5 separate regions of the Homo sapiens genome follow, and regions 2, 3, 4 and 5 are each linked to region 1. A link is a contact called in ENCODE Hi-C or POLR2A ChIA-PET data. All regions are on one chromosome and are shown on one strand. The core of a region is the stretch at or near the end of the contact, and the rest is flanking DNA. Distances in the headings are between cores, read along the strand shown. Region 1 holds the start of EVL (Enah/Vasp-like). Region 2 has its middle 16 kb from the start of DYNC1H1. Region 3 overlaps PPP2R5C (protein phosphatase 2 regulatory subunit B'gamma). Region 4 overlaps PPP2R5C (protein phosphatase 2 regulatory subunit B'gamma). Region 5 holds the start of LINC00239 (long intergenic non-protein coding RNA 239).

Region 1 (2,570 bases), core at 38-2,537:
AGCTGCTAGAAGTTTTCACAATGTAATTTACAACTGAAAATGACTTTGGAAGTTGATATGCCTTTGAAATGAAAAGCATTCTGTTTTCTAAAGCTCCACTCACGAGTCCTCTAAAGTTAAAGGAAAGTTACTAAAATGACAGGATCAGAAATAAAGCCAACTGGAAAATAAGCAGCCCTGGACAAGTTCTACCTATCACCACGTCAATTTTAACAACTCACTGCAAGCTGCTTCTGTGCCTGTGTAGCGTGCTGCGAAAACCACCGGATGAGGCCAACCTCGTTAAACCCTGGTTCCATTCCTTCCCCAACCTGCCATGTGACCTTGGACAAACCCCACAACTTTTCAGAGGTTTTCTCAGCTACGAAACAGGAGTGATGACAGCGTTCTCATCAATCTAACACGGCTAAAAGATTCAAATAAGAAAACTGGCGAAATGGCACTTTGGAAATTGTGAAATAATTTTCAAAGTGAGGGATTGTTACTTTATGCTAAAAAACAAAGCTGTCATGAGTCAATCAAACAAATGCCCCAAACCCCACAGGATAAAAGTCTGTCTGTCCTATCATCTATAATCTTTCAGAGTTGTAGGGCAGGGGAGAGGCAGGTCCAAAATGTAATCTCACCTTTAGAGAGAACAATCTCAATGAGGAGTGCGGTTTGTAGACTGGCTGGTATTCACACATGTGCTCAACAGCAATAGCCTAAGTCCACAAGTCTCTCAAGTGGAGGGTCAGGACTCTTGCTATTAAGTTCATGAAGTTCCTATCATAAAAAGAACCCTCTCTGCCTATATTTAGAAAAAACAACCAGTCTCGGGTCATTCTAGAGAGAAGGGCCAGGACTCACCAAATGTACCTCTGAGCTAAACAACAATTCCCCTAGATGGCTCAGACCCTCCTCCCTATAATGAGAGGCAGGTGCTAATTTCTAAGTAAGTCCTTGACTCAGAAGCCATTAAAGGTCACAGGCATCAAGAGACACAGGCCTGTGTAATGGAAAGACCAGCGGCTAGAGAGGGAGCAGACTGTCACTAACCTGCTGTGTAACCTCATGTAAGCCCCCTGCCCTCTGGTCATGGACTTCTCGATCAGTATACTAAGGGGACCTGAGATAATTTCTACAGCCCATTCACCGTTAAGATTCTAGGTTTCCTCTTGACATCCCTCTGTCCCCTGCACTGGTTCCAATACTCACCTTGTGGCCATGGCTGAAAAGTGGCAGCACAGGGAACCCTGAGGAGGCGAGTCCTGTACTCCCACCAGCCTATGTTGATCAGAGGACCACAGACCCTCTGAAGACAGCAACTTGATTTTTATAGCCTACTTAAAACCAAACAGGAAAAGGAAGCTGAACCAGAGACAAAGGGGAAACAAACCCAAGTGAAAAACTGAAACCTAGGTAGAAAATAGAGAAACAAGAAGCTAACACTGCAGAGCCCCACCAGCGTGGGCGGCTGAGAGGCACTGCACAGGCCCAACCCCCCACAGCTGGCAACCTCAAGCCTCTAAGTGCTTCCTGCAAGGGTGCAAGGGTGGGTGAAGCCTGCTGGAGGTAGGGGCCAGGTCATGGTGCTGGCCCCCCACTAACTAGCTCTATAGTCTAAGTCAATGCCACTTAAGATGTCTGAGCTTCAGTTTTCCATCTGTTATAGAAAGTGCAGGCTCAGCACAGATGACTTCCTATAGGCCTTAAGAAAAGGCTACAAGAACTCGGAAGAGTCCCCACTGACTCTCCAGAGAATAGAAGACTAGATGATAAAGGCTATAAGCTGATCAAGTCTTTTTTTCTTTTTTGAGACAGAGTTTCACACTCCTGTCACCCAGGCTGGAGTGCAATGGCACGATCTTGGCTCACCGCCACCACAGCTTCCTGGGTTCAAGCGATTCTCCTGCCTCAGCCTCCTGAGTAGCTGGGATTATAGGCATGTGCCACCATGCCCAGCTAATTTTGTATTTTTAGTAGAGACGGGGTTTCTCCATGTTGGTCAGGCTGGTCACGAACTCCCGACCTCAGGTGATCCGCCTGCCTTGGCCTCCCAAAGTGCTGAGATTACAGGCGTGAGCCACCGCGCCAGGCCACTGATCAAGTCTTCATATTTGACTCTGGAACAAAATTTGTACTTCTACCGAGGAGACAACTCTCTCTAATGATGACATTTAAGTCAGCAATTTAGAGCCTGAAAGGAAAACACTTGAGGAATACTGGAAACTTGGCTTTGTCACTTGTTTATTAAGTGGGTGGCCTCAACTGTAAAATGGGGTTATACTTATTTTGCCTATCTCCACAGGGTTCTCATGAAGGTAAGATCCAGTCCAATCTTTCTTTCAAAATCTACTGAGAACTCACTAAGAAGCATGCACTGTGTTAGAAATCACAGACAAAAAATTGAGAACGACTGTACTTGTCCTTAAAGGACTTTTATGGTTTAGAAAAGAAGAGGTTGATAATGTTAGCAAATATTTAATAGATCCATTAAAATATTATTGATATAGTGAAAAACAGCTGTACAGAGTACAGTACAAAAGAAGTATCAGTTCTAATTGGAGAGATGAATGCACTTTGAATGC
Region 2 (2,570 bases), core at 30-2,529, 1.9 Mb before region 1:
AACACAGCATAGATTTTGTTGAAGGCAGGGGTTTCTGCCTTCTGTTTAATGCTAGCTGCCCAGTGCCTAGAAAAGTGCCTGGCATCCAGTAGGTGTTCAATAGATATTTATAGAGTTAAATGCACTAAACTTAGGAGGCGGAAGTTGTTTTTTTTGGAGGCCTTTGCCCATTTCACTCCCTCCTTCCCGTTCCACCTTCTAGGTTTCTCATTCCCTCTGCTTCTTCTCTTTTGCTGGCTCTGGCCTGCAGCCCTCTTGCCCCTGGTGTAAAGGGCTCAAAACGCCAGACAGCTCTGCCGCCATGGGGAGGAGACCCTGACTGAGAAGCCAGGGCCCCGGCCTCCAGGGTCACCAGTACCTTGGGCAGGCCGGGGTGTCGCTGGGGCTTGGGTGACTCCACCAGGCATGGAGGGGGTGGGTACTCCCAGCTGGCTCGCCAACCTTCGCTTCTTGCCTCGCAAAGGCAACCTGGCGGAGGGTCTGTGGGTCAAGCAGAGTCCAGCTCTAGTTTCTCCCCTTCCAGGCTGTGCGCCCTCAGCCAGGCCTCTCCTCGCCTACAGGGCTCGCGGACACTTCTGACCCTCACTGAGGTCGTAAAGATTACAAGTCAGTGGTCCACAACGACTGGCGTCGGGCCCGCCGCATACCCACTATGTACGACTGGCCGCTAAGTCAGCCGAGGCCCTGGGGCTCCGCTCCACAACCCAGCCCACGGTCAGCTTTCCTGGGCTGCTCCGTCCCGCGAGGCCATCGCCCCATTCATATTCGGCAGGGCATTTCCACGCGTCCCGTCTCAGGCAAGCCCCAGAGCACCCTTTTTCGGGCAACACTGTGCCCACTTCACTGGAGAGGGAACTGAGGTCCACGTCATTGGGAGAGGAACACGTGACATATTGAGCTCTTTCCTCAGCAAGTGACCTAACCCGCCTTGCCCTCGGCCGTGAGCAGAGGGCCAGACCGGAAGTCCGCTAGCTCTGCTGTTCCGAGGCCCGCCAGTCTCCAAACCCCGGTCTTAGATCGAGGTCTCTGGCCGTTTCCCTCCGCAGCAAAACCCTTGTTCCAGGACTACACCAGACGGGTCACACGACCTAGATCGGCACGGTCACATGTCCCGCAGTCCGGTCATGTGCACCCTCGGACCAATCCCAGCGGCCAGGAAGGAGAGGCATTGTGATTGGCCCATGCCCTTCAGGGGGCGGGACTCCTGCTGAGGAGGGCCTTCCCCGTTCTCACCTCTGCGTTCCGCGTGAATCTCGCTCACTCGCGAGATTGGGCGTCTGACAGGTGCCCTTAGGTCCCACAATGCACAGGCCGGAGGCGGGGCGGTCCTGCATTGACGCAACCTCGCGCGCCGCTTGCGTCACCTCTCGGTGCCGCCCTTGAGATTGGGGCATTTCTCGCTGAGATCCTGCACTCGGCTCCAGGTATCCTGGAGGAAAGAACGAACTTCTCCTGGGCCCAGAAGTTTAGGTCCGCTGTCGTCCCCCGCCTGCCTCTAAGGCCCTCTCCTCGCGACAGCCTCTGAAACCATCGGCTCCTTCCTCATTTCTGTCACGGCCTGGCTTGCATTCCAAGCCAGGCACTCATTTCATGTTTATTGTTCCAGCTGGACTAGGGGTACTTAAACCGTGGTCCATGGCTGGGCTTCCGGGGCCGTGACCCCCTTAAATTATATGCAGTATGTAGCTTGTTGTGGGTGGCTTCTGTCACACTTAAATGCTGGGTGCCATCACAGGACTGGCAGGGCCCTACTGTGGTCGTCAGTGCGCTCTTTGTCAGCACAGAGCCTGACGCAAATGTCCAAAGGTGCTAATTAGACAGAGGCAAATATCCCAACTGTTGCCCTCTGCACACACCTCGGTCTACTCTTTTAAGACTACTTGCTGTTACCTGCACACACCTTTATTTATTTATTTATTTATTTATTTAATTTTTGAGACAGGGTCTCGCTCTGTCGCCCAGGCTGGAGTGCAGTGGCGCGATCTCGGCTCACGGGCTCAAGCGACCCTCCTGCCTCAGCCTCCCGAACAGCTGGGACTACAGGCCTGCGTCACCACGCCCGGCTAGTGGTTTTTTTCTTTTTTTTTTTTTCTTGAGACGGAGTCTTGCTCTGTCGCCCAGGCTGGAGTGCAGTGGCGCCATCTCGGCTTACTGCAACCTCCGCCTCCCAGGTTCAAGCGATTTTCCTGCCTCAGCCTCCCGAGTAGCTGGGATTATAGGCGCTCGCCACCACACCCGGCTAATTTTTGTATTTTTAGTAGAAACGGGGTTTCACCATGTTGGCCAGGCTGGTCTCGAACTCCTGACTGCCTCGGCCTCCTAAAAGTGCTGGGATTACAGGCGCGAGCCACTGCGCCCGGCCTAGTTTTTGTATTTTTTGTAGAGACGGGGTTTCGCCATGTTGCCCAGGGTGGTCTTGAATTCCTGAGCTCAAGTGATCCTCCCGCCTAGGCCTTCCAAAGTGCTGGGAGTACGTGAGCCACCGCTCCTGGCCCTGCACACAGCTTTTGATTGTACGCCTTCCTTCTGTCATCATGCTGTTCTCTCTGACCGAACAAATCTCTCTTCAT
Region 3 (2,570 bases), core at 49-2,548, 1.8 Mb before region 1:
TTTTGGAAATCACATCGGTTTCCTCTGTAAGCTAGTATATATTAAGTTTAAAAACTTATACCATGAGGGTCGGGCACGGTGGCTCACGCCTGTAATCCCAGCACTTTGGGAGGCTGAGGTGGGCGGATCACCTGAGATCGGGAGTTGAGGACTAGCCTGACTGACATGGAGAAACCCCATCTCTACTAAAAAAAAATACAAAATGAGCTGGGCGTGGTGGTGCATGACTGTAATCCCAGCTACTTGGGAGGCTGAGGCAGGAGAATCGCTTGAACCCAAGGGGCGGAGGTTGCGGTGAGCCGAGATCGCACCACTGCACTCCAGCCTGGGCAACAAGAGTGAAACTCCGTCTCAAAAACAAAACAAAACAAAACACAAAACAAAAAAAAACTTATAAAATGAGCATTTGTTTTCCAGCCATCAAACCTGAAAGTCTCTACTGGCTCACAGTAATAACAACTTATGTCTACCACATGACCTGTGAGGGGCCAAGAAGTCCAGGCGCCTCTCCCACCAGCACTGCACTCACTGATTTTGTCTTTAATCCCCTACAGTTCTCGCTTTATGTGTTTCAATGTTCAATCATTTAGGCCAAATTCATGGTAGTTATATCATCCTATGGACTGTACGCTTTAGCGTGATGAATAACCCTGTTTCATTATTGTTTTGTCTTCACAATTTAGCTTTGCCCAGCATTGACGTCATGACCCTTGCTTTTCTACTGCATCTGCCCGACATATACCTTTACTCTCCATTTCTTTTTAATACTCTTTTATATATTACCTATCTCTTCTTAGGATTTAAAGCCAAAGTTAGAAGATCCATGTGTGTTTAATTTGTTACTTAGAGTAACCCATCTATAAAGGTAAATGTAACTGAAATTATAGAAATAATCTTTAAGCTTTGCTAGCCTAGAAAAATGCATGCAACACCCCAGGCATTTAAAGTAGAGATATTATATTTAAAGAAATTTATTTTGTCTAAACAATATTTTGAAAAAGAACTATCTGCAGATCCTGGCATGAGACATAAGTTTCCAAAATAACAGAATGACTCATTTACAATACAAAACCAGCTACGACAGTGTGTGTGATTCTAGCAGCTCTGATTTTAGGCTAAGGTTGGCAGGTCGGGAGTAGAGGCAGAAGGGCAGGGGAGAAGGCTGGCAGGTCGGGAGTAGAGGAAGAAGGGCAGGGGAGAAGGCTGGCAGCTCCGTCCATGCTTTGGGGGCCGCGGGGTTCTCCATGGGTTTGCTCTCCCTGCTGCTCCGTAGGCGGCCACAGCTGAAGGTCAGGGACTTCCAACCTCAGCTCAGCTGAAACCCTGCCCAGCTTCACAGCCTCAACTGCAAAAAAAAAAACCTTTCAGCTGCTAGGAAATCTCAGTTTCTTATTTATTGTTGCTTGTGGATTGAGGAATTTCCTTAAGTAATTAAAAAAATTTAATTTCCCATTGTATTTTATCTTACTAGTGTTTCCTACTATTTTCACTTTTAATTCTTTTAAGGAATACTAATAGTTCATCATTATTGGGTATTTTCTACATGCTGGTAATATATTACTGTAACTTTTCCCAGCCCACTAATCCTAGTAAGAACACACAGAGGGGCTACCATCATCCCCATTAGATAGACAAGGACAGAGGTCTACAGAGAGGTTAAGGCGACGCTCAGATGGGACCGTGCTGATGCCTGAGCCCAGGCAGGGCAGCTCGGAGCACCTGGTGATCTGCAAGGGCAAGAGGCACCCCGTGAGGGGACGGCTGTGCAGGCGGCGTGGTCCCACACATGCTACTGGTCCCTTACAGGGAGAAGAGTGGTCTCACCGTTCCTGCTCAAGATGAAGACTGTGTCTGTCCCCCGGGAGACCTCAGATGCCTTAACAAGAATATTACTTCTAAGACCTTTAAATTCCTCAATGGAAAAAGCCCGTGAATTGAAATCAATGGTTCCTAATACAAATTTGACATGGGCCAGGTTTCCCATTAGCCAGTATTACAGATGACAAGTGGGAAGGAGCCCTCTGAACAAACGTCTGGGACACTACCTTAACTGCAAGTCTGACTTGATAACATGATCACCAACCAAATACCTGAATCATCAACATTCCCCTCTACTGAGTTCTCTTGAGCACTCAGCTGACTGTAAACTGTGATCCCAGGTGGAAGTCACTGTGGAGTTTAGGCCACGTCAGTTCCTCGGTGTAATGCACCTCCCAGCTCTGTGCCAACACCCTGCCCTGGGCTTCCCTTATCCCAATTCATCCTGCTCCCCCAGCCACAGGACAGCACCACATCTTTGCTTCCTTGGATGGCCCCAGCTGAGCAGCCCATGCTCCCACCGCCATGAGGAGCAGCCCAGTGTCCAGCCTACCAATTCTGGGGTTGCTGGACAGTCGGCTGTGCTGGAATCAGAGACTCCCAGTCCCTGAAGACACAGGCTGCATTTTTTTTTTCCTTACTGTGAATGTGCTTTGAATACACTCCTAAAAAGTAAACAAAACAAAACAAAACACTTCTCCAAGCCACTGGCAAGTAGGCTTGACCCTGCCAAGTAGGTGGAGCAAAGCTAA
Region 4 (2,570 bases), core at 38-2,537, 1.8 Mb before region 1:
AAGTCCACGTGTTTTCCATTTTTTTGGTGTCAAGACCTATTTACATTCTTAGAAAGTATGGAGAACCCTAAAGAGCTTTGATTATGGGGGTTATATCCATTGATACTGACCATACTTGAAAATTTTAAAAATATTTACTTATTCATTAAATTAGCAATAGGTTCACTTCATGTTAAGTAATATTTTATGAAAATAACCTTATTTTCAAAAAGAAACCAGCGAGAAAATGGCCATGTTGTACATTTTTGCATGTATCTTCAATACTCAACAGAAGACAGGCGGATCTGCCGACATGCTTCTGTGTTCAACTTGCTGTGATATGCTATTCTGGTTCAAGTATATGTAAAGAAACACCCCAGGCTCAGACAGACACGTCTGGTGGGAAAAGGGAGGTTTCAATGCTTCTCAAAAAATTGCCGATGTTCTTCTTTGCCTATGCTAAAATTCAACAAGTGATAGTTCCTTAAAGATTAGTTGCAATGAGGAATCTGAAACCATGTTGATGAACCTGTCAGTTACATGAACACCCGGCAGTGTGTCTTACACTTTGGTGGCTCTTCACCCACGCTTGTTTGTAGCATCGTTCGTTGGTCACTGAGAACACACTGCTGCATGTGGTGTGTGACCTTCCACCGTATACATCAAGAAACCCCACTTGCTAATGTCACCACCCCTCTCAGCAGAAGAGTCTGTGGCACTGGGAGCTGCCACATTTACACTGGCAGATAAAAGTTCTCCAAAGTTCAAATTTTTCTTGAAAGCTCAAATTTTACCATGGGCCAAAAACAGTGTCGCAGTTGTTTTCCCCTCAATTGATAAGCTCACTTCATAGATTTTCTAGAAAATATCAGCCAAATATTTAAGTCTTAATATCCACAGTTTGTCTGCTTTTTGTTCTGTCAAGTAAAAATGATTTTACATTACTATTCTCATAATTTAAAGTTCCTGGAAAAAGTGGCTATTTTGGCTCATAACTCACACATCACATGGGCGCTTTTCTTCGAGACGGCCATCACACTCCAGCATGCTAGAACGGCTTCATGTGAACTCTGCATTTCGTCACGCAAAATTAAAAAGGAGGCTGGGTGCGGTGGCTCACGCCTCTAATCCCAGCACTCTGGGAGGCCAAAGCAGGAGGATCATTTGAGCCCAGGGGTTTGAGACCAGCCTGAGCAACCCAGTGAGACCCCAGCTCTACCAAAACAACAACAACAAAAAACCACGCTGGGTGTGGTGGTGCTTGCCTGTAGTCCCAGCTACACAGGATGCTGCGGTGGGCGGAATGCTCGAGCTGGGGAGGTTGAGGCTGCAGTGAGCTGTGATTGCGCCATTGCACTCCAGCCTGAGCAACCAAAAAACCAAACAAAAACAAACCCAAACAAAAACAAAACTAAAAACAAACCCAAACAAAAACAAAACTAAAAACAAACCCAAACAAAAACAAAATTAAAAAGGTATACAAAAGAGTTGAGACTTAAAAAACCAGTAACTTCATGCTTTATCGAGGACATTCTTGGGTCAGACTGGTGTGTTGCTAGCTGAACACCGCTGTCCTGCTCGATGAAAGAAAGGCGCCATATTCCTCACCATTGCCTTTGCACCACCAGGGCAAACGTCCACACAGTGAGAGGTAAATTAGATCTTGGTAATCTTATGAGGCAGTGACGGCCTTGCAAACCCCCTGGAAAGCAGCTCTGTGACCCCAGGGGCCACAGGCTGCCCAGGGTGAACACTGCTCCATGCAAAGGCTTCAGAGTTCCAAGAGAGCGATTATCAAGTGCTACCCCCCTTTGAGAAGTCTGACCAATTACATAAAGCTGGGAAAAAAACCAAAACCGACAACCCATTCCTAATTATACATGTACAGAAACTGTCTACAAATGTAAACACACATATACAGACACCCTCACCACCCACCTCTTCCTTGAAGCCCACCAAAAATAAGAACCAGCAACTCAGGAAGAAGTGGAGGTGGTACTTTAGGGCTTGAGGGTTCTTCAGGACTTGTTCCCTAGAGTGAAACATAACTTTTTCATAAGTTATAAGTTAAAATACCATAATTAGAACACATTGCTCATGAGTAACACAACCAGCAGACAAAAATCCATGTGTATTATAACGAGGTCACATACATCGATGACAAACTGAAAAAACCTAATCACTGTTAACAGCTCAAATTCTACTGAAAACACCAAAATATCAACATTTAAAAACAATAAGATATAAGGTTATAGTTGGGACCCCACTTATTTCAAATATTATTTAATTAAAGCAACATCTGCATTTAAAAACAACTAAAGGGAAATGACACGGAAAGCCACCCTATTTGAGATTAACCACAGATATTGCTCACTTTTTTTTTTTTTTTTGAGACAGAGTCTCACTCTGCTGCCCAGGCTGGTGTGCAGTGGCGTGATCTCGGCTCACTGCAACCTCCGTCTCCAGGTTTAAGTGATTCTCCTGCCTCAACCTCCCTAGTAGCTGGGATTACAGGCACCCGCCACCACGCTGGCTAATTTTTGTATTTTTAGTAGAGATGGGGTTTCACCATGTTGGCCAGGCTGGTCTTG
Region 5 (2,570 bases), core at 23-2,522, 1.7 Mb before region 1:
GGAGGGCAAAGGGTATTCATTCCAGCCTCCAATTTCTTCCTCCCACTCCTCGAAAGCATTTAAGTGAGGAAGGCAGGGAAAACGTAGATGATTCTGCTATTGACAGGAGGCCTTTTTTTCCTGCTGGAAGTAAAAGGAGACACTCTAGCTGGGCAGCCAGCCCCACCCTCCAGGGCTCCATCTGGCCTGGCTGAGGCTGGCCAGCCCCTGCTGTGCATGGAGGGGTGCTGGGAAGCCTACCTTGCTTCACACTTTCCTCTTCCACACCCGGCCTGTGACTCATGCCTGAAACGCCTCCGTTCAAGCAATTCTTCCTTTTATTGTGAAGCACTGCTCTCTTCCGGCTCCTCCCCTAAGTCACCACGCAGGGGAGATTTAAGGGAGAGGTTATTTCCCCACCGTGTTCAGGGACAACCCTGTGATCATGGTTTTGGTCACATAGCTTCCAAGTGAGTGTTGTGCAAACATTTGCTAGGATCTCTCGGGGAGCCTGTTAGAAAAGAAACTCCTGAGCCTGCTCCAGAGCTTCTGTTCAGCAGGCCTGAGGTGGGACCATACACCTGTCTTTTCAGCAAGCCCCCCCCCACCTCTGAGGATGCACCCCAAAGCTAGAGAATTCCTGCTCTGAGCCATCTCTGAAAGCACCAAGAGCCAGGTTTGGTTTTTTGTTGTTGTTGTTGTTGTTGTTGTTGTTTTGTTTTTTTTTTAATTACACCCAGACCTGGGTACCTGAGCAATCACTGTCTCTGGAATCAGTGCAAAGTTACCGGGAGCTGCAGAGGCCCAGACAGACTGGAAGAGGGGAGAGCTTGGCTCTAACCCATGCAGCCTCCCCATTGCCCAAGTCCACCCCCAGACCACCTCCCTGCATTCAACCACGAGCTTTGTAGAGGGCAGGCATGCCCCAGGGGCTCTCAGCATCACCCCCCTGCCCCTACCTGTGACCAGAGTCTCCCTGGACTCTCAGCTCTGTCTTCCCAACTCGAAGAGCCTGCCAGGCCCCACCTGGGTACCCTTGTCCATACTGTAGCTTGGAAACCCTCTCAAGAAAGGAAGCTGGGTTAATTGCAGGCTCACTTTATTTTCCACATTCTCAGAAATCATTGTGCCTAGTTACCTGATATCCAGTGTATTAGTCTGTCCTCATGCTGCTGATAAAGACATACCCGAGACTGGGTAAATTATAAGGAAAAACAGGTTTAATAGGTTTAATGGACTCACAGTTCCACGGGCCTGGGGAAGCCTTACAATCATGGCAGAAGGTGAAAGGCACATCTTATATGGTGGTGGACAAGAGAGAATGGAACCAAGTGGAGAGGGAAACCCCTTATAAAACCATCAGATCTCGTGAGACTTGTTCACTACCACGAGAACAGTATGGGGGAAACCACCCCCATGATTCAAATATCTCCCACCAGGTCCCTCCCACAACACATGGGAATTATGGGAGCTACAATTCAAGATGAGATTTGGGTGGGGACATAGCAAAACCATATCATCCAGTGTCTTGAGAACTCTTGTTTTATATATTTGGTCCAATTTATTTTGACTTTTTCAGGCAGGAGAGGAAATCCAGTCTCTACATTCCGTCTTGTTTGGGAGTGAAAGTGTTCATTTTCTTTTAAAACAGACAATATCCTTCCAAATCTATAGTTAGTTCACTCATCCATCACTCATCCATAACCACTGTTAATATTTTGGTCTACATTCTAAGATATTTTTTTTCTGTGCATATGCGTGCACGTAGCAGGGTCACAAAATCACTCACAATACATCAGATGTGCAAAGAAAATAGAGTGTCTTCATTTTCCTACTTAATTAATCTGATCTTTCTTGAAAGGTACTCTCTGCTGGGTAATACAATGGGGAGAAACATCCATTCTAGTAACCTTGGTCTAATACAAACATTTAACCAGTTCTTTGAGCAGCTCAGCATTCTGAGGCTGAAGTGTTTGGCCAGTGGGGCTTCTGATGGCTGCCACTGTCTACTCCTCTACTCCAGATTGTGTCTGGGCACACAGCTGGTGGGCTGCAGGATTTGGGGGTTCTTTTGGTAGCCAGGAGGAAGGGGTCCTCTGGTCCACACATGTTCTCCAAGTTTCCCTGAGTTTGGCTGCAGAGCAGTTGGCCTGGGCTACTCCATGGAACGGAGTGGTGGCTGTCGAGGAGCAATGAGTCATGGGAGATCAGGTCACGTAGGGTCTTGTGGGCACTGCGAAGACTCTGGCTTTATTTTTCTTTTTTGAGACAAGGTCTCGCTCTGTCACCCATGCTGGAGTGCAGTGGCATGATCTTGGCTCACTACAGCCTCGACCTCCCAAGTTCACGCAATCCTCCTGCCTCAGCACCTCAAGTAGTTGGGATTACAGCCATGCGCCCCTACACATGGCTAATTTTTGTACTTTTTGTAGAGATGGGGTTTCACCATGTTGCCCAGGCTGGTCTTGAACTCCTGAGCTTAAGTGATCTGCCCACCTTGGCCTCCCAAAGTGTTGGGATTACAGGCATGAGCCACCGCACCTGGCCAAGACTTTGGATTTTATCCCAAATGAAATAGGGAAGCCACTGGA

Evidence for each region. A loop is a pair of places that touch in the nucleus more often than their neighbours do. ChIA-PET counts read pairs that join two places held with the same protein, here RNA polymerase II (POLR2A). Pooled maps may share reads with other maps.
Region 2: a loop to region 1 is called in a map with no recorded cell type, with 15 times the contacts of the local background. The contact joins the enhancer-like site here to the promoter of EVL in region 1. A Hi-C loop is called at or near these places in 3 of 37 single-sample maps with no recorded cell type and 5 of 50 pooled maps.
Region 3: a loop to region 1 is called in a map with no recorded cell type, with 7 times the contacts of the local background. The contact joins the enhancer-like site here to the promoter of EVL in region 1. A Hi-C loop is called at or near these places in 2 of 168 maps with a recorded cell type or tissue (naive thymus-derived CD4-positive, alpha-beta T cell and natural killer cell), 2 of 37 single-sample maps with no recorded cell type and 10 of 50 pooled maps. POLR2A ChIA-PET finds 5 or more read pairs at or near these places in 5 of 52 experiments (CD4-positive, alpha-beta T cell, CD4-positive, alpha-beta memory T cell, activated B cell and 2 more).
Region 4: a loop to region 1 is called in a map of natural killer cell, with 10 times the contacts of the local background. The contact joins the enhancer-like site here to the promoter of EVL in region 1. A Hi-C loop is called at or near these places in 4 of 168 maps with a recorded cell type or tissue (CD8-positive, alpha-beta T cell, naive thymus-derived CD4-positive, alpha-beta T cell and natural killer cell), 4 of 37 single-sample maps with no recorded cell type and 13 of 50 pooled maps. POLR2A ChIA-PET finds 5 or more read pairs at or near these places in 9 of 52 experiments (CD4-positive, alpha-beta T cell, CD4-positive, alpha-beta memory T cell, OCI-LY7 and 5 more).
Region 5: a pooled map shows a loop between it and region 1 (4-fold over the local background). The contact joins the promoter of LINC00239 here to the promoter of EVL in region 1. A Hi-C loop is called at or near these places in 1 of 168 maps with a recorded cell type or tissue (natural killer cell) and 4 of 50 pooled maps. POLR2A ChIA-PET finds 5 or more read pairs at or near these places in 1 of 52 experiments (naive thymus-derived CD8-positive, alpha-beta T cell).

The regions. Positions count from the first base shown.
Region 1 is chr14:100,064,139-100,066,708 of GRCh38, reverse strand. EVL (Enah/Vasp-like) reads right to left here and starts at 1,287. Exons shown (of 14, transcript NM_016337.3): 1 at 1,198-1,287. The coding sequence starts at 1,208. RefSeq lists enhancers at 414-483, 544-623, 1,004-1,143, 1,194-1,273, 1,324-1,413 and 1 more.
Region 2 is chr14:101,946,865-101,949,434 of GRCh38, reverse strand. No RefSeq gene overlaps it. Among named protein-coding and RNA genes, the nearest start is that of DYNC1H1, 16 kb to the left of the region's middle. RefSeq lists enhancers at 860-1,049, 1,350-1,469, 1,174-1,835. Within about 2 kb of position 1,279, at least 33 of the 41 ENCODE cell types and tissues checked have a DNase peak (open chromatin) inside an H3K27ac peak, as active enhancers do.
Region 3 is chr14:101,834,944-101,837,513 of GRCh38, reverse strand. All of the region lies in intron 3 of PPP2R5C (protein phosphatase 2 regulatory subunit B'gamma), which reads right to left. Among named protein-coding and RNA genes, the nearest start is that of PPP2R5C, 75 kb to the right of the region's middle. Within about 2 kb of position 1,298, at least 12 of the 41 ENCODE cell types and tissues checked have a DNase peak (open chromatin) inside an H3K27ac peak, as active enhancers do.
Region 4 is chr14:101,818,433-101,821,002 of GRCh38, reverse strand. All of the region lies in intron 3 of PPP2R5C (protein phosphatase 2 regulatory subunit B'gamma), which reads right to left. Among named protein-coding and RNA genes, the nearest start is that of PPP2R5C, 58 kb to the right of the region's middle. RefSeq lists an enhancer at 220-479. Within about 2 kb of position 1,287, at least 10 of the 41 ENCODE cell types and tissues checked have a DNase peak (open chromatin) inside an H3K27ac peak, as active enhancers do; they include CD4-positive, alpha-beta T cell, CD8-positive, alpha-beta T cell, OCI-LY7 and 1 more, where a contact is called at or near this core.
Region 5 is chr14:101,729,139-101,731,708 of GRCh38, reverse strand. It overlaps LINC00239 (long intergenic non-protein coding RNA 239), which reads right to left and starts at 1,272. Exons shown (of 4, transcript NR_026774.1): 1 at 1,222-1,272; 2 at 241-352. It overlaps LINC02320 (long intergenic non-protein coding RNA 2320), which reads left to right and starts at 403. Exons shown (of 6, transcript NR_184269.1): 1 at 403-655. RefSeq lists enhancers at 536-595, 1-837.